3 separate regions of the Mus musculus genome follow, and all the other regions are linked to region 3. A link is a loop called in an ENCODE intact Hi-C map of the cell type or tissue named here. Cell type or tissue: left cerebral cortex. All regions are shown on one strand. Region 1 overlaps Kif6 (kinesin family member 6). Region 2 overlaps Kif6 (kinesin family member 6). Region 3 holds the start of Gm16555 (predicted gene 16555).

Region 1 (8,000 bases), 64 kb after region 3:
TGTGCTACCACATCTGGTTGTTTTTGTTTTTGTTTTTGCTTTTGCTTTTTTGTGGTTCTGGGGACTTGAACTCAGGTCTTCACACTTGCAAGCAGGCCATAACACATGCTTTACCCACTTAAGCAATCCCCTCAGCCCTGCTCAGACTTGCTTTGTTTTGGGTTTTGGTTGGTTGGTTGGTTGGTTGTTGTTGTTTAATAAGACCTTTGAAAATTCCTCATGAGGTGTGACTGTAGCACCCTCGTCTTCAACTCCTCCGAGATCGGCCCTGCCTCCCTACCCACCCAGCTCTGCATTCTCTTCTGTTTCCCACCCAATCTGAGCTGCCCGCAATGATGCAGTGCTGCCTGGGATGCATAGGGGCATGAAACATGCACAGTGGGAAACTGAACCGTGGAGAGAAGCTGATGGCAAGCGTGAGAATCACAACATCTGCAGAGAGATGTGGAGGAGAGTGGATGGTGGATGCCGCAGAGCCTCCCACCAACTCCGTAATGGCTTACTAAGAAACAAGAATGGAAACAACTATATTAAATGATTTGGAGCTTTTGTTTTGTTTTGTTTTCAAAATAAAGAGGTGGCACAGAGGGTTATTTATACCATATAAATATAAATTGAGCTTTGTTGAAATTGTTTCTGATAATCCCCCAAGCTCAATGAAAGATTAGACTCCATGGGCTTAGAATTCAAACGAAAATTACTGTTTTTTTCCTAATCATCATGATGGCTGCCTTGATAATAAAGTGAGAATCCCATGCCTACTCAAATTCATCCTAAGTAGCCTCACTGTGACTGTGTCAGGATCACTGACTTAAAGGGAAAAACATAAATGTGCCAGTTCTCATTCCTGCCTCCAAGCATGTGGGCAGTTATGTGGGCTCAACAGTGTGGAGAGCACACCCAGCATGTTGAACAGTGCGGAGGGCCATGTACGTGAATATCACTATCTTGGTGCGTGATCTCTCTCTGTCTCTCTCTCTCACTCTGTGTGTGTGTGTGTGTGTGTGTGTGTGTGTGTGTGTGTCTTTCTCTCTCTCTCTGAAATGCTTACAGGATGTTTGGCTTCTCCATGTCAAACAGAAACTGAGTGACCACACAATTCAACTGGTCATTCATTGTTCATCACAAAAACAACCAACTAAATGGTTCGTTGTGCATGCCTTTAATTCCAGCACATGGTAGGAGAGATAGGCGGACCTCTGTAAGTTTAAAGCCAGCCTTATCTACAGAGTGAGTTCCAGGACAGTCAGAGTTACACAGAGATACCCTATCTTAAAAAAAAAAAGTCATGTTTTACTGCAGTTCTTAGTTCTTACTTCTCTGTCTTAACCCCAGCTAAGGTCATGTGTCTGTGGTCAGCTGCTCTCACTCTAATTCCTTCCTTGCTCCACCCATTAAGGCTCCATTGCCACAAGAAGAGGCTGTCAGTAAGGACACAGTTGTCCCCTATCTGATACTGTTGTGACATGTATGTGACTGGACTCTTCCTCATTTGGGGTCTCTGGAGGTCTTCCACCTTAAGTCCTTCACTGGAGAGTATGCTTTTTATTTGGACAGCTATGCACCTCATGTGACCAGGGGTCTTGACAAGAAGGATATATGGTAGTAGTCATATTAGGTATTGTGAAGTAAATTGAAGAAAGGCTTTATTATTCATAAAGGTGTAGGCAAGTGTAGAAAAGCCAAAAGGGCCAACCTAGCACCCCAGGGGTACAATCAAAGCAGAAAGTATTGTCACTCGTAGAGCCGTAGGACCATGGCATATGTGAGCAGTAACTGGCATATGGAGACTGGGAGGGATGCATCGAAACCTTGGCCATGGGACACAACTGAAGCTTGAATGTGACAGTCAAGTCGAGTCCCTGCAGAGACAGCTCCTCAGCTGTCTTGCTTTCTGTCTTCTCCCTCCCCTCGGGTGCCCGCTAATGATCTCCACTGACTGATTTCAGGCAGGATACCAGGCTAAAGAAGCCCACGGAAGCCAGAACCCCAGGGTGAAGGGGGTGGGGGTGGGGGTGGGGGGACAAACAGACGTGAGCATGAGAAGCAATGCCGTGAGGAGCAACAGGCCTGTCGCAAACCCAGGAAGCTGTGCCTTACCCATGGTTCACTTTTCCTGGGGTCCTGTTCCATCCAGGGGGCCTTATTAAAAATGTTCTTGGTCTCCTGGAGTGTGCTAGAGGATCTAGGGGTGTGCTGAAACCAGCTCACACCGGCTCATTAGAGCCCACTCTGTATATCTTTTCTTGATTCAGAAACAGTACACTCATGGCTCGAAATCACCCAGGAGGCCAGTGTTCACTCCTCACTCGGCACACATGGACTGTGGGGTGCCCACCAAGCTTCCTGTTGGCCTCTTCCAAGCCCTACTTGCTGGCTATGATGGAAGGGAACACATCTCCAGACATACATCCCTCCCCCCAGCCCCCATTTAAGAGAAAGATGTGGACTGGGGAAAATGGATAGTTTCTTTCTTTCTTTCTTTCTTTCTTTCTTTCTTTCTTTCTTTCTTTCTTTCTTTCTTTCTTTCTTTCTTTCTTTCTTTCCTTCCTTCCTTCCTTCTTCCTTCCTTCCTTCTTCATTCCTTCCTTCCTTCTTTCTTTCTTTTTTCTTTCTTTCTTTTTTCTTTCTCTCTCTCTCTCTTCCTTCCTTCCTTCCTTTCTTTTTAAAATTATTTTTAGAGTGTCTCCCAGGGCATCTGCTCCACTCCTTGTCTGAGGTTACATGAGAGTCAAGAGGGCTCAGCCAGCCCTCACCCTCAATGCTGTGCCACCTTGGAGCCCATTTGTGGCTCCTGTGTGTGATAAATGATCCCCAAAGAAATCAAAGTAAGCTCTCTGACAGCCTGTCAGGGGATTGGCCCACACTACTTACCAGTGTCATTCAGATCTCCATAGAGAGAAAGTCTAAGTCCCTCTCTCTGGCATAGGGAAACCTCGCTTCCCAAAGACCTGCATGTGGGTCTCATACTTATTCCCTTCTGGGAAGCCATTATGACAGCCATGTGGCCACAATGGAGCCTTGAAGCTGAGAGGGCAGGAGAGAAGATTTTAGGATTTATTTTTATTGTTTTGAATTATATGCATGTATGTGTGTGAGAGAGGCTATGTGTACATGAGTGTAATGTCCAAGGAGGCCAGCAGAGGGCGTCTGGCATTGCAGTCCATTGTGAGCCCAGGACTGAACTCAGGTCCTCAGGGAGAGCAATATGCTCCAAGCCACAGAGCCATCTCTCTTGTGCCTAAACGGAGGGTTACAAGAGACACGTTGCTTCTAAAGCAGGATCTTGAAGATGAGAAGGAGTGTGGTGAGAGGATCATGGGTAGATTAGAGAACATGGAAAGATATGAGTCAGAATGGTCTGTGAGCAGATGTGAGTGGGAGAGAGAGCTCCCAGAGAGAGAAGCCGTGACCACAGAGCTAAGCTCAAGGAAGTATGAGGCCCGCCTTTCTCGAGTGTGGAGTATTCCAAGGATCTTTGCCATGTTGCTGATTGACCTTGTGCACACTGTTCGTCTCTGTGACCCAGCTCCTCCTCTGGGAACATGAAACCGCCTGGGAAGAATGCCACCCAAAGCATGTGATTTGGGGCAACAGCAGCCTAGGGTAGAAGGGGGGCTGTCTTGCCTGTGCTTTTCCATGACTTAGACATTTGTGGTTGTATTAAAGTGTCACCTTTCTCCTCTCGAGGATCATCTGTTCTCCCTGAGGGGATGACAGACAGTGTGTGCAGGGAATGTGGGGCAGGGATGAGTGTGTCCCAGGTGCTCTCATGGCAGCGGAAGTCCAGGCATGCCATGTGCTGCTAAGGTACTCCACAGAGCCGAAACCGAGATAGATGATGGCGCTGAGGACCCGTCAGTGTGATGATTTCAATTGACAATAAATGTGAGCCATCACACAGGATCTGGTCTAATTGGGAAGCCAGAGACTTTCTGACCATTGGACACCATTAGTCTCCATAAGAGGAGACGCTTTGACTCCTCAAACAAGACGAAGCTGAGTGATCTACGTCTCTAGGAGGCAGTTTAGCTCACAGAAACCCAGAGTGGGGGGTTGAAAGAATTCACTGGTTAGCTAAGGAAATGCCTGACTGCTCTGATACCCTGTCTGGTATGGGAGAACAACTGAGCCTACTGCTTCCTGCCATGCTGGGCCCAGGCCAAGTGACGGCTATGTTAGGCCCCACAGTCTATACTCTACAGAAGCCCAGAGACCCCTCTCAGTTTCACAGTGTTGTTGGAATTGTTGTCGTTGCTTGCCTGCATACCTCTAGTGTGGTCAAGATGGTGGGACAGATTGCTCCCGGGAGTCCCATGAGATGACCTGGATTTCGGTAGACTCCTGCTCATAGCCAGTGGTTAAGTTGCGCGTGGCCAGCGGGAGCTCGGCACAGGTTGTTGCGCTTGGGTTAGTGAATGGCAGTCCTTACAAGCCAGCGCCTGGGTGCTGAGGCTTTGTTTTGGCCCTGCTGCAGATCTGAAAGTCATTTCAGGGAAACAGCATCTCCTTGCCTCACTTAGGGTAAGTTAATACGGACTTCAGTGAGCAGCCTGTGTATCCTTTAGTCACGGAATCACCTGCAGAGGGAGAGACCCCGGCTTTGATAAGGCCAAGTCCCCTGTGTGTGTGAACAGGAGGTGTGAATATTTCGTGAGATGACACCTGGGAGGTCTGGTGACAGTCACGTGGTGTATATTATTACATACATTGGGCCAAGCACCTAAAGAGGGCCAACTGCAGGCAGCTCCGGCTTCACAGAGCGTGGTCCTTTCTGCAAACCCCTGAGCTCCTTCTTCATCACAGTGGCCCTCAAACATCTGCAGGGCAAGCCGGAGCTGTGAGGACACACTCTGTCCCACAAGCCATCTCCTGTGCAGGTCCTGTCGTCTCCGGAACTCTCTTGCACAGACATTTACAGCGAAGGGTCCAGAGCCTTAGCTGGTTCCTTAACAAGGGGTGGCATCGGGATCTCCAGAGGACATGCTAACAAATCTGAACTCAGCAGGTCTGGACCGGGGCCCAGCTGCCGCTGTGCTTTGACAAGCTCCATAAGTGATTTCGAAGAGCTCCTCAGTCAAGAGCCACTGAAGCAGAGAAATGAGATTTCGTACAGTTCAGGCACCAGATAACTGTGTAGAGCGCGGAGTGGAGGATCTCGGAAGAGGAGAAGCAGGGGCTAGAGACCTCCCCAGTAGAACAAACTCAGGCAGAAGGGCCCCCTGGCTGGCCTTGGCAGCAATGAGGGGACTGAGTGCCCTACCCTCTGGCTTCCTGATTTGAAGTATGCTATCCAGCTGCTTGAGGCGTCCTCCTGGTGTGACATCCAGATAGACATCCGCCAGGGTAAAACTAAACCCTTTCTACTTGCTTTTCTGTGTTGCTTTGAAGCTGACTGTTCATCATAGTGACCTCCAAAAGGTCACTCAGGGATATCCTCTCCTGTACTATCCTTTGAGAAAGAATCCTCCCATTGAAAGGATGCCCTCCCCTGTGCCTCCTGTGAGGTGACAGTCAGTTCTGCCCATGGCCAGGGTCCCAGTGGGAACAAAGGCCTGCAAGCCCAAGCTCCCTTTCTCTCCCTGCTCTGTCCTCCCTCAGTCTGTTTTCACTTGCCTCCTTTTGACTGCCCAGCCCAGACTTCTCTTCACAGGGGCTGGCTCCTGGCTCCTGGTGCGTCCCAATGCAGTCTACAAAACAAACATCACCTTTGGCCTCGGGACCATCTGGGACATTGAGGGTAGCTTGTGACTCAGGGACACTGTGCCTTCATCCCAGCTGCTGGAGGTCCCTTGCCCCAGTCCTCTTTCCCAGAACCTTTCAACAAGCTTAGAGAATCCTGGCGCGCGCACGCGCACACACACACACACACACACACACACACCATCAAAGGGGCTCTTCATTGCAGTCTCAGATCAGCTACAAAAGACTAGATCAAGGGACTTCCCTACCCCCATCCCACCACTGTTACCCCTCAGCTTCTCACAATCTCAATGCCAGAGTCCTTACCATGGCCTAAAGGGGCCAAATCCACTCTGCCTCGGTTTCCTCGTGGCCTCCGCACCTACTGTCCTTTGCCAGCTCCTGCAGGTGCTCAGGCCTTCTCATTGTTCCCAACAGGCAACAAGCAGGCTCATGCCTGAGACCTCCACATGTTTCTATGTCTCCTAATCTCTGCAAGTCTCTGTCCTATTGTTCCCTCCTCCAAAAGGGCACCCATCAGCCTTCTCTCCAGCTTTGCATTTCGATCTATTGTATTATATTATAGATTTAACTTTGTTGTTGTTGTTGTTGATTGAAGTTCATCTTTGTCGCTAGAATTAATCCTTCTGGAATAGGACAGGCCAACAGTCACAACTAAATACACATCTCTTTAGGGGATAGGGAGGGCACCAAAGGTAACAGCACTTTCTGGGCAAGTCTGACAACCCAAGAGAGCAGATTCTACATAGTTGTCCTCTGATCTCTACACACAAGCGTGCATACAGGCGCTCACATGTGTACACACACACGGTATTGCACACTTCTAGCCCTGTTGATCCTTAGCTCACACAGCAAACGGCAGAGCCTACTGTGATGGTGGGGATGAATCAGGTACACACATTGACCTGGACCACAACTACACACGCCATGGCCTTCTATTCTCATGTCAGACACATTGAGAATGATCCCTCTGCCTGTGGCTCCTGGGCATCCCCAACTCCTGCAGCATGCCCACAGAAACCAGCACACTCCATGGGATCAGGCAGGAGCCTCCCCTCTGCCGAAAGGCCATGAATGCATGTTGGGACTCAGTCCCCTTCAGCTTCCCCTTCTCACCCTCACTGTCCTTGATGCCGCCTCCCAAAGGGAACCAGAGCTCTTCCTCCACCCAACTCCTGCAGCCTCTCTGCTGGTCTGTACCCCAGTTGTCACCCAGGCTGTCACTGTCACTTGTGTGCCCTTGGTGCAGGGTCAACAGTGTTGAAACAGGGAAGATGAGGCAGAGTTTCGTGTCTGAAGATTGCGAGGCAGATGGGGTGGGGGTGGGGTTCTCTGGAGCTCTAGGGAACACAGTGTCCTGAGCATTTGAAGGCCGGCTATCATTTGATGTTAAATGCCTCTTTCTGTGGTTCACATCTGCCGTTTTTCAGAGAGAGGGTCATCAAGTAAACATGGAATCCAGTGTGTCCTGTACTCAGCCTCTAAACAAAGCTCTGGGGAAAGAAGCAGAAAACAAGGGCTGCATGTCCCACCTCTGAGGCTCCCTATGCCTGTGACTTGGGGGGGGGGAGTCATGGAGGATTGTGGGTAATGAAGACTGGAACTTAAAATGTTCCCACAGGACGCCAGCTTCCTCTTCAGCTGAGATGACAGACCTGCTCACCCAGCGGAAGGAGGAGAGAGAGATTGGTTCCACAGAGATAAAAGGCAGGCTAGTGACCACTTAGCAGATGTGTCCGTGCGTCAGTGAAGCAGTAAGGAGGGAGAGAAGAGAGGAATAGCTTGGCAGATGGAGGAGTCTCTATAGGCCAGACTCCCAATATGCCAGACCTTCTGCAGCTGGGATCAAGGGCCAGCCTGCTGAAACAGGATACACCATGGGACAGCCACTTGTAAAAAGCATGAAAGGCTTTCAACCAACCACAGACTTAACAGAGGGCCGTACGCGCCAGGACGGTGAGCTGGTATAAACATTTGCCTCTTTGGAACCAGAAAAAAAAATTAACACCTCAGCTTTGCCCAGCCTTGTGACCTGTGTTACTTCTGGACAGTAAGTCTATGATGAGTTAGGTGGTAGTACAGTCCCTGCATGGTTATTCTGAGGTCTTCTTGGTGCATAGAGAACCTCATATGTGCCTAATGAATTGGGCAAAAAACATTTGAGAGAGGGCATTCAATAAACGATCAGCATTAGTAACTCGCTTGCTACAGTATACAGACTGGGGATTATCTGGGGTTTCTGAAGAGTACTTTTGTTTGAACCAGGGTCTCCTTCTATATCCCTGGCTGGACTGAAT
Region 2 (8,000 bases), 150 kb before region 3:
GGGGGGGGGGGGGGCTAGACTTGTTTAGAAAGGTTCTTTGAAGCAACTCCCATCTGTGCTATCTGGAAATCGTCAGTTCAGTTCACAGTTTAGCAGCTGCAGCTCAATCCACTGGCAAACACTTCATGGATACACCAGCAGTCCAGTTTGGTAGAGTGGGGGTAACAACAGTTGTGACACAACTTAGCAAAGACAGCTAGGCCTCAGCCTCTGCTGGAGTCAACAGAAGGGACCTAGAGGGACACCAAGAGGAGTAGTTTGGCTGTGCCTCTCTCAGGAAGATGAAGATGAGCAAAGACTGGAGACCCACAAGTATTGCACAGCTAGCTGTACCAGCCAAGCTCTGTTGTTAGAACCTTCAAAGCTGGATATAATGGAGCACACTTCTAATCCCAGCACTTGGGTAATGAAAGCAGGAGGGTCAGGAGTTCAAGATCAACCTTGGCTACATAGCCTGGGCTACATGTGTTATTATCTCAAGAAACAACAGATAGCTAACCGTTTTTAGGGTAACACTTCAGCCACCCCTTCCCTCAAAGTAGAAGCTGGTCCTGATTGTATGAGGTCAGCATGAACTTGAATCAAACAGCTCAATAAATAGTTTTGAGTATTTCTCCGACATAATTTTGGAGGGGGTGGTTCTGTTGGCTGGAAAGTAACCAGCAGGCTTCTAATGATATCAGTTACTGTTTCTTTTTCTTAAATTATATGTGTCATGAGTACATGTGCATACCTGAGTGCATGCATTTGCTGTATCACGTATGTTCAAGAACCCTGAGAGGTCGGAAGAAGCCTCAGGGTTTCTAGACCTGGAGTTAGGTTTATGAGCCCCCATGAGGTGCTGGGAACTGAACGTGGGCCATCCCCAAGAACAGCCTGTGCTCTTACCCACTGAGCCATTTCTGCAACTCCCCTCCCTCCCTCCCTCCCTCCCTCCCTCCCTCCCTCCCGCCCTCCCGCCCTCCCGCCCTCCCGCCCTCCCGCCCTCCCGCCCTCCCTCCCCCTCCCTCCCTCCCTCCCTCCCTCCCTCCCTCCCTCCCTTCCTTCTTCCCTTTCCTCCCTCTCCTTCTTCTTTCCCTCTTCTCCCTCCCTACCTCCCTCCTCCTCCTTCTCCTTCTCTCTTTCTCCTCTCTCTTTCCTTTGTTTTCCTATGATTAAAGTGTGAAGATCAGAATTATTTAATTCTATTATTATTATTCTCTTTTATTTAAGGAGTTAAATTGTCATTACATTTTTTAAAAAAAAGACAGTTTGAGTATGTAGACAAAACTGGTTGTAAATCATACAACTCAGACTGCAGCCGCCTCCCCAGTGCTGGAGTTCAAAGCTTCTGTCTCCGTGTCCAGCACAAGAGTCATTTTTTTTTGGTTACTTTTATGTAGCCATTGTGTAGGAGGAAACTAAGACTTTTTATGAAGCATAAACCACACCAAGTTTCATTTTCTTCACACCTACATGATCTTTTATATGAATTTTCATTAAACCAATCAAAAATAATACAAATGAAGAAGCTAAACAGAAACAAATTATATTTTTTTTAGCATGGAAACAGGATATCGTCCATTCATACTTCAGTCTAGAATCTCCCAGAGGGTACAGGCTTTATTTTGAAGTTATTCATGAAAATCTTAAAAGTTAAGTGCTGACAAAATATCTTGTCTTAAGAACTCAGGCTCCTAGGGGGAGGATGCGCTCTGCAAAGGAAGGAAGATGCTTTCTCCAACAGACATTTCACCTGATCATCACATGCCATTCTAGAAATGGTGGATTGATTTCCATGTCCCTGGCTGCGAGGATCAGCAGGGTCTGCAGTGTTGATTTTAGTCTGTTGAGAGGTAGCTATCATCACAAATGCCCATCCTGCTTCCTTAGTTACTAGAATTTGCCTCTCTTGTTTCTCAGTGCTCCATCTAGGACAAACACCTAGGGAAGACAGCAAAAATGTCTTGTTACTAAGACTTCCTATAGATTCTTCTTCTTCATTATATTGAATCAGCAGCTTCCTTGTGATATAACTCACATGCCCTGTATCATTTTAAAAACATCATTTAGGGATCTAGCGAGGTATGCTCACTGGGTAAAGGCTTTTGCTTCTGAGCCCATGGGCCTAAGTTTGATCCCCAGAACCTACACAGTAGAGAGAACCCACTCTGGACCTTCACCCATGTACCCTAGTGCACATAAAAGTGCAGACACACAAAATAAATGCATGTAGTAGAATTTGCTGATGAATACAATTTAGTCGTTTTTAGAATAACTATGCAGCCGTCCATGACCGTTGATTAACTTTAGGACATTTTTGTTAGTCCCAAAGAAATCCTTGACTGTATGCAACATTTGCTCCCTATTTTCTGTTTCCATTCGGCTGGTGTCAGCCCCTCATCCACTTTCCCTACTGATTGGAATCTGCTTGTCTAAACATTTTGCATAGACAAGGTCTTACAATATATGACATTTTATGGCTGGTTTCTTCCATCTCGCTTGGGCCTTAGAGGTGAATGCATTCTTTTAAATATATGGATGTGCGTATGGAGGTGATTTATTTGCTTACTCATCAGAATTAGGAATGTAAACCTATTTAAATTCATATTTAAATTCAATGCCTACTTTCCTTTTTTTTTCATTTGTGTGTATGTATGTGTGTGACTGTGTTTGTGTGTGAGTGTGTGTGTGTTTCGGAGTATGTGTGTTTGTGACTCTGTGTGTGTGTGTGTTTGTGTGTATGCTTGTGGGTGTGAGTGTGTGTGTTTTTGAGTATGTGTGTTTGTGACTGTGCATGTGTGTGTGTGTCTCTGTGTGTGTGTGTGTGTGTGTGTGTGTGTGTGTGTGTGTGTAGGTCATAGAAGTCAGCTCCGTCTCATGTGGATCCCAGGGATTGAACTCAGTTTCTGGGATATAACACGGAGCACCATTACCCTTTAAGTCATCCTGCCAACCCCGTTCCCTACTTTCCAGCTTTCGATACTGTGATGTAATTTCTAGTGTGCTGTGGCTTGTAGGTTCGACATCAATTTCCTTACAAGGTAGACAATCTGGAAAAATGGGGTACTGGGGAGGTGTCTCAGCAGCTAAGACTATACTGCTCTTGGAGAAGACCCAAGTTCAGTTCCCCATCTGGCAGCTCCATTGGATGTGATGTTCCCTTCAGATTTCTGTGTGCAGCTGCTCTGTGTGCTCACACCCACGGCCTCCACTCATGCTCACTCACTGTTCGTGTGCATATATACAAGTTTAGTATTTTTGCTCCATTTTGTTCCTTTTCCTGATTGTTCTTTATCCTCTCCTCCATTAAATAATCTCATCACTGATGTTGGAAAGGCACCAACTATAAATTGAGGGACAGCACTGATGCACGGCTAGCCAACCCCGTATACACCTATATGCAGAGTCTGATTCTGGACTCTGCATTTGGTTCCACTTCATATCGTTCTCTGTATTTCAGTATTCTGCCACCCTTGTTACTTTAGCCTTCCAGTTAACTGAGAGTGGAAAGCGGGAGTTTTCACATTTGTCCTTATTGTCTTGACTATTACATGTCCCTTAATTTCGGTAGAAATTTTATAAAAGCTACATCCATTCTGGCAGAAGCAGAAGGGAAGGGGACAATACAAATCTTCAATATTTTTCCTCTTCTTTAGTCATGAAGCCTATGCCTAAGGAGGGTGTCTAGTGGTCCTTTCTATCATTCCCTGCCTTACTCCCTCAAGGGAAAGGCTCTCTGGCTGAACCCTGAGCTAGGCCGGTGGCCAGCAAGCTCCCGACACACTCTAGCCTCCTTCCACTTGCTGGGGTTGCAGGTGCACACATAGCCACACTGGCTTTTTATGTGAGTGCTGGAAATTCAAACTCAGGTCCCCATATCTACAACAGAAGGTGTTCTTACCGACAGTACCCCTCACAAAGCTTCCTTAAATTGTCTTTCAGCTCTGTTCAGTGTGGTGATTTAAATATCATACGCCCCCGTGGGTTCCAGTGTTTGAACACTTTGTCTGTATATAGATGGTGCTGCTCTGTGGGAAGGTTTAGGGGTGGCCCTGTTGAAGGGAACAAGTCACTGAGGGTAGGACTTCAGGGTTGCAAGCATCACCCTACTTCCCTGAGGTTCTCTGCTTCATGCATTCAGTCGAGGATGTGAGCTCTTCAGCTCTGGCCATGGTGTCTGCTGCCATGACTCTTGGCCTTGATGGACTCTTCCTTCTGAAACTGTTATCTCCCTGCCCCCCCCCAAAAAAAACCTCTTCCTTCTGTGTAGTTATCTTGGTCAGTGTGGAATTTTTCCTTAATCATAGAAACAGAAAAGTGACTAATGCATGTAGCCCCTGTCCAATTAGAGAAGTCAGCTTTCTGTTGTGTGAAGTTTTCTTAAATGGCTTAAACATATCTCTCCTGGTTGCCACAGGAGCACCTATGTGTAGAGACACACCTTCAATATTTGGGATTTTACATCTCTCCCTTAACTGCCATTCACTTCTTGTACAGAGACTCAAGACCAATCCTACGGGAGATAATGGGTCCTTCTCAAGTCCTTTCCTAAGTATGGCCTTCTAGTACCTTGGAGGTGTCAAGGGTTTTTTCCAAAATATCTTGCTGTCATCGTCAAAAGCCTTTACGAGCACGTGGCCACATTTAAGCTCATCTCTTTGCTATTACCATGTTGGATGACTTAGATGTCAAATATTTGCCTGCAGCCAGAATGCTCACCATGAGGGCTTTGAGTCAGAAGACACGTACTCTGCTGTCTCATCAGAGCTTTGTTGGCAGCCGAGGAAAGATCAGGCTGGGGAGGCTTGTGAGGGGTTCCAGATCCACACTGCTTCTTCAGCAGTGGCTGGGAAGTAAGGTTTATGGCTCCCACACCTCCAGGCATATTGGTTTTAAAGTCTTCCTTGGAGCTGGGGGAAAGGGCTAGGACTTCTGAAGTTGGAACGCCATTGAAGCCTGCTGTTTCTACTGAGATTTTTTTAAAGCGCTACTTGAGCTGTTGGCCATGTTGAGATAGCTCTCAGAGTAATGACAAAGTGGACCTTGGCACTTTGGGTATAATGTCTTTGCTCTTGTGGACAAATGGACAGATGGACAGATGGAGCTTAAAGGAAGATAATATCACCATCACTCTCTTTATTTTCAACTTGTATCTTTTCTTGGGACAGAAGAGACTAGAATCGCATGTCAAAATGCCTGGGATGTGCACAGTAAAGAGGTTGATTTAGGAAGAGGAGCTTCTAGATAAAGGAAATGGACAACATTTGCCATTGTTCCTTTGTTAAGCTTTCACTGGTGCAGTGCGATGTGCAGGCCTCTGTAGCTGATGGGAGTAGGTGGACTATAGCAGACCATGGTAAGGAAACACATATTAGAGCAGACAGACAGGTGACAGTCTGTGTGAGATGAGATTTTTGGTACACAAAGATCAGATGACTGTTCAGTGAGGACCCATGGCTCACCCTCAGTCATTGCTCTGCATAGGTTGTGTCTGTGTTAAAATGGAAATGCTAATTTATGCTCAGATCCTTTGCTTTTTGCAACTGATAAAGCCTCATAAATTTCAGCACTTCTTTCTGTCAACAGTCGGTGCAACGTTTGAAGTCTGCTGCTTAAAATTGTTGACCCCAATTACTCAGCACATCTGTGGCAAGAAACAATCGACATCCAAATGATACTCCAATGAGGCATCTCTGTCTCCTTGGTGACTGAGTCCATTGGTGGAAAAGACTCAGTAACAAACCAACTCTATGCATCATGGTACTCACACTCTCTTACAGGCTGAGAATGTCAACATCAGACAGTTCCAGTGTAAAGACACAGGTGGCAACATGAGTCACCTTCTTGAAAGCAGAATGTTGACCCTCAAAGTTGTGAGGCTTTCCCCACTCCCTGTACTAAGTCTGACTGTTTTGTAAGCCACACTCACACTCTGCACAGTGCAAAGCACCTTGAGGAAACACACAGTTGTGAGGTTTCTAGCTGTATAAGATGCTAAGGGCTTAACTGACTTCTTCAGAATAAACTCTAGGCAACACCTGTTTTCTCTTGGGATCACTTTGAGGACAGGCGAACTCATCATAGTCAAAAGCAGAGTAAGCTCTGGACTGAACTATTGGCAGCATATCAGCAGCCAGGGTAGAGCAGGATTCCCTATGCAAATGATGAACAGCAATCTCAGAGGAGCCATCCACTTAAAACCCACTAGGAACACGGGTCCCATTAGCTGACATCATGGCAGCTGGTTTGATGGAAACATCTTGGAGATCAAGGAGCAACTTGCAGCAAAGAGACAGCAAAACTGCAAGAGTTTACTGTTCTGTGTGGCATAGATAAAAGGCCTACTCTCTTCAAAGCCCACATCATGCAGAACACACTGTTAAAAGGCCATGTTACAGGTGGTGGTTTGAAGACTTCTTAAGACCACTGTCAAATCATAGGATTCTATGCTGGGCAGAAATAACATGCATGGGCCAGCATCTTCCATCAAAAAAGAAAGTCATTTCAAGGAGGATGGGAAAGGGGGTTCCCGAGGACTTTCTGTTGTCCAAATTTCATAGAGAAATAAATGACAAGGAATAGAGCTGTAAAATCACTTTACTAGTAATGTATGGGTGGCTACCGGTACAAATATTCTTCAGGGGAGTTGCACAGAGGGTAACTAAAACAGACCCTCTTGCCATATCAGAACTATTTCCCTGAGATCATACATTTAGTATAGTAAAACTTTAAGATACTAGACTCCATTTGAGTGGCATGTCCTTCTTTAGAGAAAGTCATTGATAGCCTGAGGTTCCTGGATTAAAAACTGGTCCGCAGGTCAGGGAAATGACTCAGCAGGTAAAGAGCTTGCTACTGGGACCTGAGGACGAGAGTGTGATCTCCAGCATCTGTGTAAACGCTGAGCCCAGAAGCACGAGCAAGAGATGTGGAGACAGGAGGGTCCCTGGAGCTCATTGTCTGGCCAGTTCAGTTCATTAGTGAGCTCCAAGTTCAGTGAGCGAGGCTGTCTCAAAAAAGAATGGTGGACATTTAGGAGGATGCACGTGTTGACCTTTGCTCTCCATATGTACACAAGCACAGGCATGTGAAAGCACACAAAATTCTAGCTGAATGGTCACATAAATATTCTGTAAATATCTTTTGAGTATATTTCAGTAGTGTTTATAAGGTTACTCTTCGATTTTGAGTATCTAGTACCAATGTGGGTGTCCACTAATCCATTAAAACTCTGCCATTTTTTCTTGCAGTACCTTGGCAGGTTACAATGGCACCATCTTCGCATATGGGCAGACGGGCAGTGGCAAGACATTCACCATCACAGGCGGGGCAGAGCGCTACAGTGACAGAGGCATCATCCCAAGGACCCTGTCGTACATTTTTGAGCAGTTGCAAAAGGTAAAGACAGAGGCGAGGAGAGGCGGTAAGGCACTCTGCACTGTGCCTGCATGGGAATGTGGGCTGTAGAATACCGCTGGCCTTCACACTTAAAGAACGGCTAGGACTTTGGTAGAAATTACGAAGGTGCTTCTGTTATCAGGGTAGGATGTTGGCAAGGCTGAGGCTTCATTTGAGATGCCTACAGAGCTTAAAGACCAAATGACAACTTTGGCGACAGAGCAGTGGTCAGAACGATGGAATCTTCTGTGTCTGGTATGAGGGTGCATGTGTGTCGAGTGGTACAGAAGTTGATGTTGGGATTCCTCTATTTCTCTCCACGGATTTGTTTGTGAGACAAATTCTCTCACTGAAGCAGAGCTCATTGATTTGACCGGCTGCTCAGTGGGCTCTGGGGATGCCCTTCTCTTCCTCCTAACCCAGCCTGAGAGCTCTTCACCTTACACCAGGTCCCATCGCTACATCACCACACTCAGCTTCTCACACTGGTTCTGGGGATCTGAATTCTGATCTCCATGCTTACACAGCCAGCACTTTACCCACGAGAGCCATCCCTCTCCAGCCCACTCATGTAGATTTTTTTAAATACAACAAATATTGTAACTAGCAAACACGGCATC
Region 3 (8,000 bases):
ACTGACAGGGAGTAATGGCTCCAGCCATTGTTTCCTTAGGCAAAGACTATTGATGTAGCATGTGCCCCCAGGAGCAGGCTGGGTGACAGCAGGCTTTATCATTCTCCTTCCTGCACAGACCCCTGTCACCAGATCACACTAATTCACATGATTGCCGGGTCTGTCACTCCATCTGTCTGAGTAATTAGCCCCGGGCAAACTCAGTGGCATCTCCTATCTCTGACTCTTCAACAAAGTTGTGAGTCACACCAACCCAATGAAAGCTATGTCTTGTTGCTTCAGTTCCAATGGATCCAAGCGCATGGGATGAGGGAGGGGGAGGGGAGAGCATCCGAGACTCTCATCTCCTGCCTTGGCTGTGGAAAGCAAGCCTCCATCCATTCTGAGATGGACCTTGTTGCTGTGCTGCCACAGGGCTGAGCTTTGACTTTGCTCCACACGTCTGGAAAGCACAGCGCAGGCTGAGCTCTTTCTAATCATCCTGCTCTTTTTTAATAAAAATGTTCCTTTTTTTTTCAACCTTCTCCCCCCCCCCCCATTAACTTGGAATAGTAGATTTGGTAACAGGACAGACACTAGCAATTGAGTTAAAATGAGTCACTTTTGCAACCAGGCTAGGAGACCCATGTCTCTGTAATTATGAGTTCAAAGACTGGTTGTCTGTTAACAGGAGGAAGTCTAGCCAGAGGGGCTTTCAGTCTGCTCCCTCAGAGTCCCTCATACCCTGAGAGCAATTATTGCCCAGAGCTCCCCCAGAGCTCATTAGAGAGCCCAGTGAAGTGAGAGGCAGCTTCCGGGCCAGGCACAGGGGGCAGTCCTCCTAATGGGCCACACCAGCTCCCAGCTGTGCCCTCCCAGAACAGTGAGCATTTTCTACTGCAGAAGACGCCGATCTGGCTCAACTCAGGATGCTTCTTCATTAGGTCACTCAACTCCGCTCGAATCTTTCCTTCCTCTTCCTCTTCCTCTTCCTCTTCCTCTTCCTCTTCCTCTTCCTCTTCCTCTTCCTGCCGCATGGCACAGAGGGTAAATGAAGGCCCCGTGCACTTGGCAATGTCTTCCACAGCCCAGTTCTGCTTCTGGCTTAAAGAAAAGAGGATTTTTTCCCCTCTCTTCCCCTCCCTCCCCCTTCCTCCCTCCCTTCCTTAGTCTTTTTCCTTCCTCCTCTTCTTTTTCGTCAGGACCACATGTTTTACGTTCACTGTATCTATCCATTTCGCATGGGTTGTGTTCTGTAAAGTTTTTAGCATGCAAGTCTCCTTTACCCACTCACAACAGGCCTCCAACCCTCTCCCTTCCCCCCGCCTCTCCTGCCCAGTCACCTCTGTTCTCCTTTCATGACATACACCAACCTGATTTTCTAGACCTACGTAAAACCTAGGAACCCTACATGAGCATGGCTGAATTCACTTCTGTGATCATCTCTCCTTTCCTGCCTTCATCTTCTCCCAAATGACACACCTCTGTCTTTCCCTTATGTGTCTATAAACCACACTTCCTTTTTTCAAGATTTATTTATTTATTCATTTCAGGCACATGAGTACACTGTCGCTGTCTTCAGACACACCAGAAGAAGGCATTGGATCCCATTACAGATTGTTGTCAGCCACCATGTGGTTGCTGGGAATTGAACTCAGGGCCTCTGGAAGAGTAGTCAGTCGTTTTCACCACTGAGCCATCTCTCCAGCCTCAAACTGCACTTTCTTTATTCATTCTTCTGCTGATGGATACTTAGGATGCTCCCTTAATGCAGGTATTCATACACAGAAACACACAGTGAGTGACAAAATTAAATAAGCTCTTCCAGATCCTGGATTGTGGGGCCTTTCCCCTTAGCCTCTGATTCACAAACCCTGAGCCCCTCTGTGAACAGTCACCCCAGGCCCTTCCTCCTGCCACCTTCCATGCCCTCCCATCATGCACAGGTGCATATGTCAATGACCACCTGTAAGCGTCAGACACAGGAAGATTCACACCACACCATCCAGTACCCTTTAGCTCTGATCCATGCCCACTGCATCTAATCTTTCAGAGACTCATGCTCGCGCCTGGGCTCCAGCTCTCCACTCTCACAGACACCTCTCTCTCTCTCTCTCTCTCTTTCTCTCTCTCTCTCTCTCTCTCTCCTCCAGCTCCATCATACCAGTGCACTCAGGCACACACATGCACTCAGATACACACCCACACACATTTCCACAATCACACAGACGCAGTTGCAGGTCTATACCGACTTCCCGTATAAAAGTCAGGGACTAGAGGAGCCAAGTTCAAGATCCTGATTTCTAGGACACAGGTTTCTAGTGGCTCTTCCCGCACGGCTTCAGAGTCACATGGCTTCCTAGAAAGCAAGATGAAATTCAATGCCGAACTCCCTCTGGTAAGCTGGCTTACTAAAACACCCCAAATGTCTCTGCAGAGAAGCCACCATGGAGGATGAACCCTCTGACTCCCCTCAGTAGCACAGCCTCCCCCCCCCAACCCCCCATGTTTCTGTCTTTCGTAGACAAGCTCTCCTGCTGTCTGGTGTCTCTCCTTGCTACAGGAGTGTGCCAGGGGCTGATGGGATGGGCATCAGGAAGATAGTGCCACGGTAGACTGGGGCAGGAAGTGCTTCAGGCAGGTGGGAGGTGGTCGGTTGGGTCGACTGATGCGCATTGATCTGGAAAGCTCAGAGTCGCAGATCAGCTCTCATTCACCACCTTTCTCCTAACTCCACAGTGAGTACTGCACAGTAGCACTGTCAGGGCTTGTGGAAACAATTGATTAGCTATGGAAGAGTGGTCGTGTAGCAAGAGAATCCTTGCAGTGATACTTACAAACCGTGAAGTAATACAAATACAATAAAATACAACTGTCTGGTGGAAGGGAATAGACTCCAAGAAAGATGCATTCCATAGCCATAAAAAGTAATATTCTTAAAGATCTTGATGCACCATAGAAAGGGGTGATTAGATAATGTTAAATGAAATCAGCAGGCCAAGGGGTTGTATGTGTTATCATCCTAACTATGTAATAAGACAGAGCACAGCATGAAGTGGAAAGAAAAATGCAGCCACTAAGTAGCGCTGGGGTTTGTTCAGGTTTTTTCCCAGCTTCTTTATACCATTCAGTATCTTCCAACTTTTCTACAATGGACCATTTATAGATTAATAATTAAAACCAAATTAATCAATGCCTTAGGTATGGTTTCACCTCGTCAGGAAGCCAAATCCTCTGGGGTCTGACATCTTAGCTCCTGCATGTGGCATGGACTGCACCCATTTCTGAACTCTGTAGGGCAGTAGAGTGAGAGAAAATCTTCACACACCTTCCAGTGAACTCGTCAGAAATTCGGGGGAACGGTAACTTCCTGCTCTCTATTGAGGAGGTGGAAATGGGATCTACAGATTCCCAGTGGGCACCTACATGTGCCAGTTTACCTACCCTTCAAAGGAGAGGGTAGGACTGAAGATCTAAATTTTGGAACCATTTGTATGTAAGCAAATGGAATTGTCTCTTGAAAGATAAATGTCTAGGGAGGAGTCTTACCATCTCTGGCATTCAAGGAGATGCCAGGAAGGTATCAGGGGTTGTTGGGATGGGCATCACAAAGGTAGTTCCAAAGTGGACTGGGGTAGGAAGTGTTCAGGCAGGTGGAAGGTGCTCAGCTGAGTCAACTGATGCACATTATTCCAGATAAACTAAGTTATCCTCTCACCGTAAACCAAGACCATTTCTCAGTGACTCATAGCAAGATGCATCTTCATTCACATTGTGTAACAATATGGGTCTGGGCAGGTAGGAGAATTGCCGTGATTCTAGGCACACAGGTTGTTGGAGGCTGAACAGGAACCACTACTACCATGTCACTCCGCTAGAGGAAGAGGGCACGAGAATCATACGGGAGCTAGATGGGATGTTTATGCTTATACTGTTGTTGTTGTGATAAAATATCCTGACCAAAAGTGGCTTAGGGAGAGGGAAAAGTTATGAATGATCAGTCCATACATACAGGAACATTACTGTGACAGAAGTTTATGCCAGCTGGTCATGTTATATTCATAGTCAAGAAGCAAAGAGACACTGCCGTTACTCGTGCTGCCTGATTGGTGAGTCTTAGCTAGCTTTCTTTACTCTTACACTATTTGGGGCCTAGGAAATGATGCTACCCACAGTGGGCTGGGTTCATTAATAATCAAATCAATCCCCTATAGGGCAACCTGATCTAGACAATTCCTCAGCTGAAGGTGTCTTCTGTGGAGATTCTAGGCTGTGGCAAGTTGGTAGTTAAAAGCTAGCCGTCACAGCGCCTACGTCAGGAAGTAACACCTGTTCCCACCATTCCAGGGCTAACTGAAGAGAGCATCCCACACTCTTCCTGCCTGCACTCCTCCAGTGTTCAGTGAGAGCTCTGCTAAAATAAGAAGGGAAAGCTAACCACTGGCTTTGGAATGTTAAGGTCCTTAAGGATCTGGAAAGATGAGTTTCGGGGTGAGAGATGGACAGTTTGCAACTGGATTGAAAGGAAGAAATGGAGGGATATTGAGATGGAAAATGCAGAGCAGAGCTGGTTTAAGCATTTGTTTTTTTGTGATGTGTAAAAAAGGGCAGAGAAGTAGACAGAGAACTGAACCACAAATTGGGTAAAGAGAACATTGTGAGAGTCTGAAACCCTGAAGAGAGCAACACCCCACTTTCCCAGCCCTCTGTATCCAGTGAATAGTCTGATCATCCCACTGAAAGCAGTGATCTTTCCAGTTTACGAACAAAGATGCCCTAACCTTACATTTCTGTACCTGCCAGTTTATCTATATCAACATCTATCCCTAACTCAGTCATCAGGAACTTTTAAAATATGCTGCTGGGAACAATCCAAAGGAAGCAGGGGGTTGCTTATGCCAGAGAGGAGGAGTTCTGGGAGGAGGAAAGCCCAGGGAGGCAGCTGAGTGCCAAAACCTAGACAAAGGAAAGGTGGACCTTTGATAAAGTGATGAATCCTGCTGGTTCCATTGCTACCAGAAAGAAAGCCCAAGTGATGGATAGCCATAAGGGCCCAATGGCAAGCGCTGTAGTGGGGAGATGAGGAAGCCCCTGCCTCTGCAGGAAGTGTCTGACTGGAAGAGGTGCGTGCTGTGGACTGAGTAGGGGAAGCTGAGAACACAGAAGCTATGGAGCCAGCCCAGATGCTAAAACTACTCTGTTGGCTTTACTTTTTTTAAAAACCTATTTTTAAGAAGGATTTTTAAAAGTTTTAACTTCTCTTTTAGCCCATCACCCACCAGGGGTAGTGAAAAAGAAAGGTTATTGGGATATGGGGGAAGTGGACCTGTTTAGAAATAGTTCTTCAGAGCAAATCTAACCTGTGTTGTCAGGATATATAACAGCAGTCCAGTTAAGTAGTATCAGTATAGTGAACACGACCCAGCAGAAACAGCCAGGCCTCTACTGAATCTGCACAAGTCAGCAGGAGAGACCAGGGTCAGCAAGGATGCCAGGAGAAGTTTTCTGTCATGCCTCTCTCAACAAAGTGACGATCCTTGAAGACAAAAGACATGAGAGCAATGAAGCATTGTAAAGCTAGTTATGTAAGCCTCTGTCACAGTCTGTTGAGTCCTGTTCATATTCCTTCCAAACTCAATGTATTCTTTTACAGTCTTGTCTTAGCAAAACACCACGAGTCTGTATCAATTCTCATCACTCTTTCAATTGGCCTGAGTCCACAGAAGCTGCAAGAAGACTCCAGAACACCACCAGGAGATTTTTTTGGTGTGTTTCTTTCTATGACGTCATGACAGACAATGACCATTACGGAATGGCAAGGTGTACCAATACCATCTAGCATCATCTAGTGTCTGTTGGATCCTTCTTAATATTATGTGTCTTTTTTATATGTTTGCTTTAGCCAAACATCTTTTTACCTATGTCTGCTTCAGTGAAACATTTCTTTATGTGGCTGCTTCAGCAAAACATCCTTTGACCTGTGTCTGTTTCAGGAAAATACTCCTTCACGTGTCTTCCCCACCATCCAACACAACTGACTTTCCAAAGAAAACCCTATGTTTCCACTTCACCACTCACCTCTCTCTGTACAACCCATAATCCCCATTCTCTGCAGTATCCGAATGAGTTAAATGGTTCTCACACTCTGAACAGCTCTCAGTGGTGGCCTTTCAGGTGATTCACGGGCACCTACATGAGAATTGTAACTCTTCCTTACGTTTTCACTTTTTCTTTTAATATTTTTATTAGGTATTTTCCTCATTTACATTTCCAATGCTATCCCAAAAGTCCCCCATACCCTCCTACCCACTCCCCTACCCACCCACTCCCACTTTTTGGCCCTGGCGTTCTCCTGTACTGGGGCATATAAAGTTTGCATGTCCAATGGGCCTCTCTTTCCAGTGATGGCCGACTAGGCCATCTTTTGATACATATGCAGCTAGAGTCAAGAGCTCCGGGGTACTGGTTAGTTCATATTGTTGTTCCACCTATAGGGTTGCAGTTCCCTTTAGCTCCTTGGGTACATTCTCTAGCTCCTCCATTGGGGGCCCTGTGATCCATCCAATAGCTGACTGTGAGCATCCACTTCTGTGTTTGCTGGGCCCCGGCATAGTCTCACAAGAGACAGCTATATCAGGGTCATTTCAGCAAAATCTTGCTAGTGTATGCAATGGTGTCAGCATTTGGAGGTTGATTATGGGATGGATCCCTGGATATGGCAGTCTCTAGATGGTCCATCCTTTTGTCTCAGTTCCAAACTTTGTCTCTGTAACTCCTTCCATGGGTGTTTTGTTCCCTATTCTAAGGTTACACAATGGAGTTCTACTCAGCTATTAAAAAGAATGAATTTATGAAATTCCTAGGCAAATGGTTGGACCTGGAGGGCATCATCCTGAGTGAGGTAACCCAATCACAAAAGAACTCAAATGATATGTTCTCACTGATAAGTGGATATTAGCCCAGACACTTAGAATACCCAAGATATAAGTTACAATTTGCAGAACATGAAAATCAAGAACGAAGACTAAAGTGTGGACATGCTTTCACTTTTGAAGCGATTCCCCATCCATCCCTCCATCTTTCAGACTTTTAAACAGCATTCCAAGAAGTAAGCTTGGAGCTGTATGTTTTGAGGACACATGAACAGGAGATGAGGAGGCTGAGAGGTGAGAGGGCTGTAGAAATGCATCACCCAGAAGGCACCCAGTCATTTCCAGATGGAATTTGCACCGGAGAGAACAAGAAGGTGTTGGGCACAGAGCACAAACTTTTCAGCCAAGATGATGAGGAAATCCAGGGTCTCTAAAGTACAGGACGAGGTCTGCCTATTGTTAAAAACACTAACAAGTTAATATCCCTGTGTCGCATACGTGAAACTTACAGAGGGGACAGCTCAAGATGGATCTATGTATTAGAACTGCAGTTAACTCTAATTATCCTCATGATCATATGGCATAGCCATACATCAGCTCATCAACGTGTGCACCTCAAGTACACGTACTCTGGTTCCTGATGCTTCAGTAAAGGTCCCTTTCTGTAGAGAAATTGAGAAAGAGGCTTGCTTGTTGAGTCAAACCCGAGAGCACAGTATATATTTACCACTCACTTGCAGTTGATTTAGAGACTTTCAGTCTCTTTCAACTTTTATCACCTAACCTCAGAAATGAGCCCAATAGCACACAGCTAATAGGGCCGCTGGGAGAACTAACTTACAAAGCTGAGGCAGTGCCTCTAACATGTTCTCAAAAGCCTAGTTCCTACCAGCATATAAAGGTTGCATCAATTCCATGTCACAGAAAATGCACACACACACACACACACACACACACACACACACACACTTACACGTAATCCCCCTACCCCTGCCCACAAATGATGAACATAGACATGGAAATTTTTTAACTGGTTCACTAGGTCTTCTGAGCTGGGAGGCAGCAATTTTGCATTGAATGCATACACATTTAAGGGACTATGCATTTGGGGGAGGGGACAGCTGATTTTGATTTTTTGAGTTTTGTTTA

What was found. Hi-C counts contacts between places; a loop is a spot of excess contacts. Peaks named below come from ENCODE experiments on the same cell type or tissue, not always from the same donor. Only the 100,000 strongest peaks of a DNase experiment are listed, where the experiment ranks them.
Region 1: it touches region 3 in a loop (4-fold over the local background); 2 of 42 quality-filtered maps call a loop at or near these places.
Region 2: a loop joins it to region 3, with 10 times the contacts of the local background. A loop is called at or near these places in 2 of 42 quality-filtered maps.

Annotation. Positions count from the first base shown.
Region 1 is chr17:49,880,183-49,888,182 of GRCm38, forward strand. All of the region lies in intron 16 of Kif6 (kinesin family member 6), which reads left to right. Among named protein-coding and RNA genes, the nearest start is that of Gm16555, 62 kb to the left of the region's middle. In left cerebral cortex, a CTCF peak has its summit at 3,164 (motif pointing right); a DNase peak (open chromatin) is centred at 3,362.
Region 2 is chr17:49,663,801-49,671,800 of GRCm38, forward strand. It overlaps Kif6 (kinesin family member 6), which reads left to right. Exons shown (of 23, transcript NM_177052.3): 4 at 7,233-7,380. Among named protein-coding and RNA genes, the nearest start is that of Kif6, 53 kb to the left of the region's middle. In left cerebral cortex, no CTCF peak of the experiment used is centred here; DNase peaks (open chromatin) are centred at 3,108 and 3,911.
Region 3 is chr17:49,816,119-49,824,118 of GRCm38, forward strand. The region is part of intron 13 of Kif6 (kinesin family member 6); the gene reads left to right. Gm16555 (predicted gene 16555) reads right to left here and starts at 5,687. Exons shown (of 3, transcript NR_168028.1): 1 at 5,340-5,687; 2 at 3,193-3,270; 3 at 1,500-2,338. In left cerebral cortex, no CTCF peak of the experiment used is centred here; DNase peaks (open chromatin) are centred at 118, 3,796, 4,316, 4,887 and 2 more places; H3K27ac peaks cover 1,400 bases.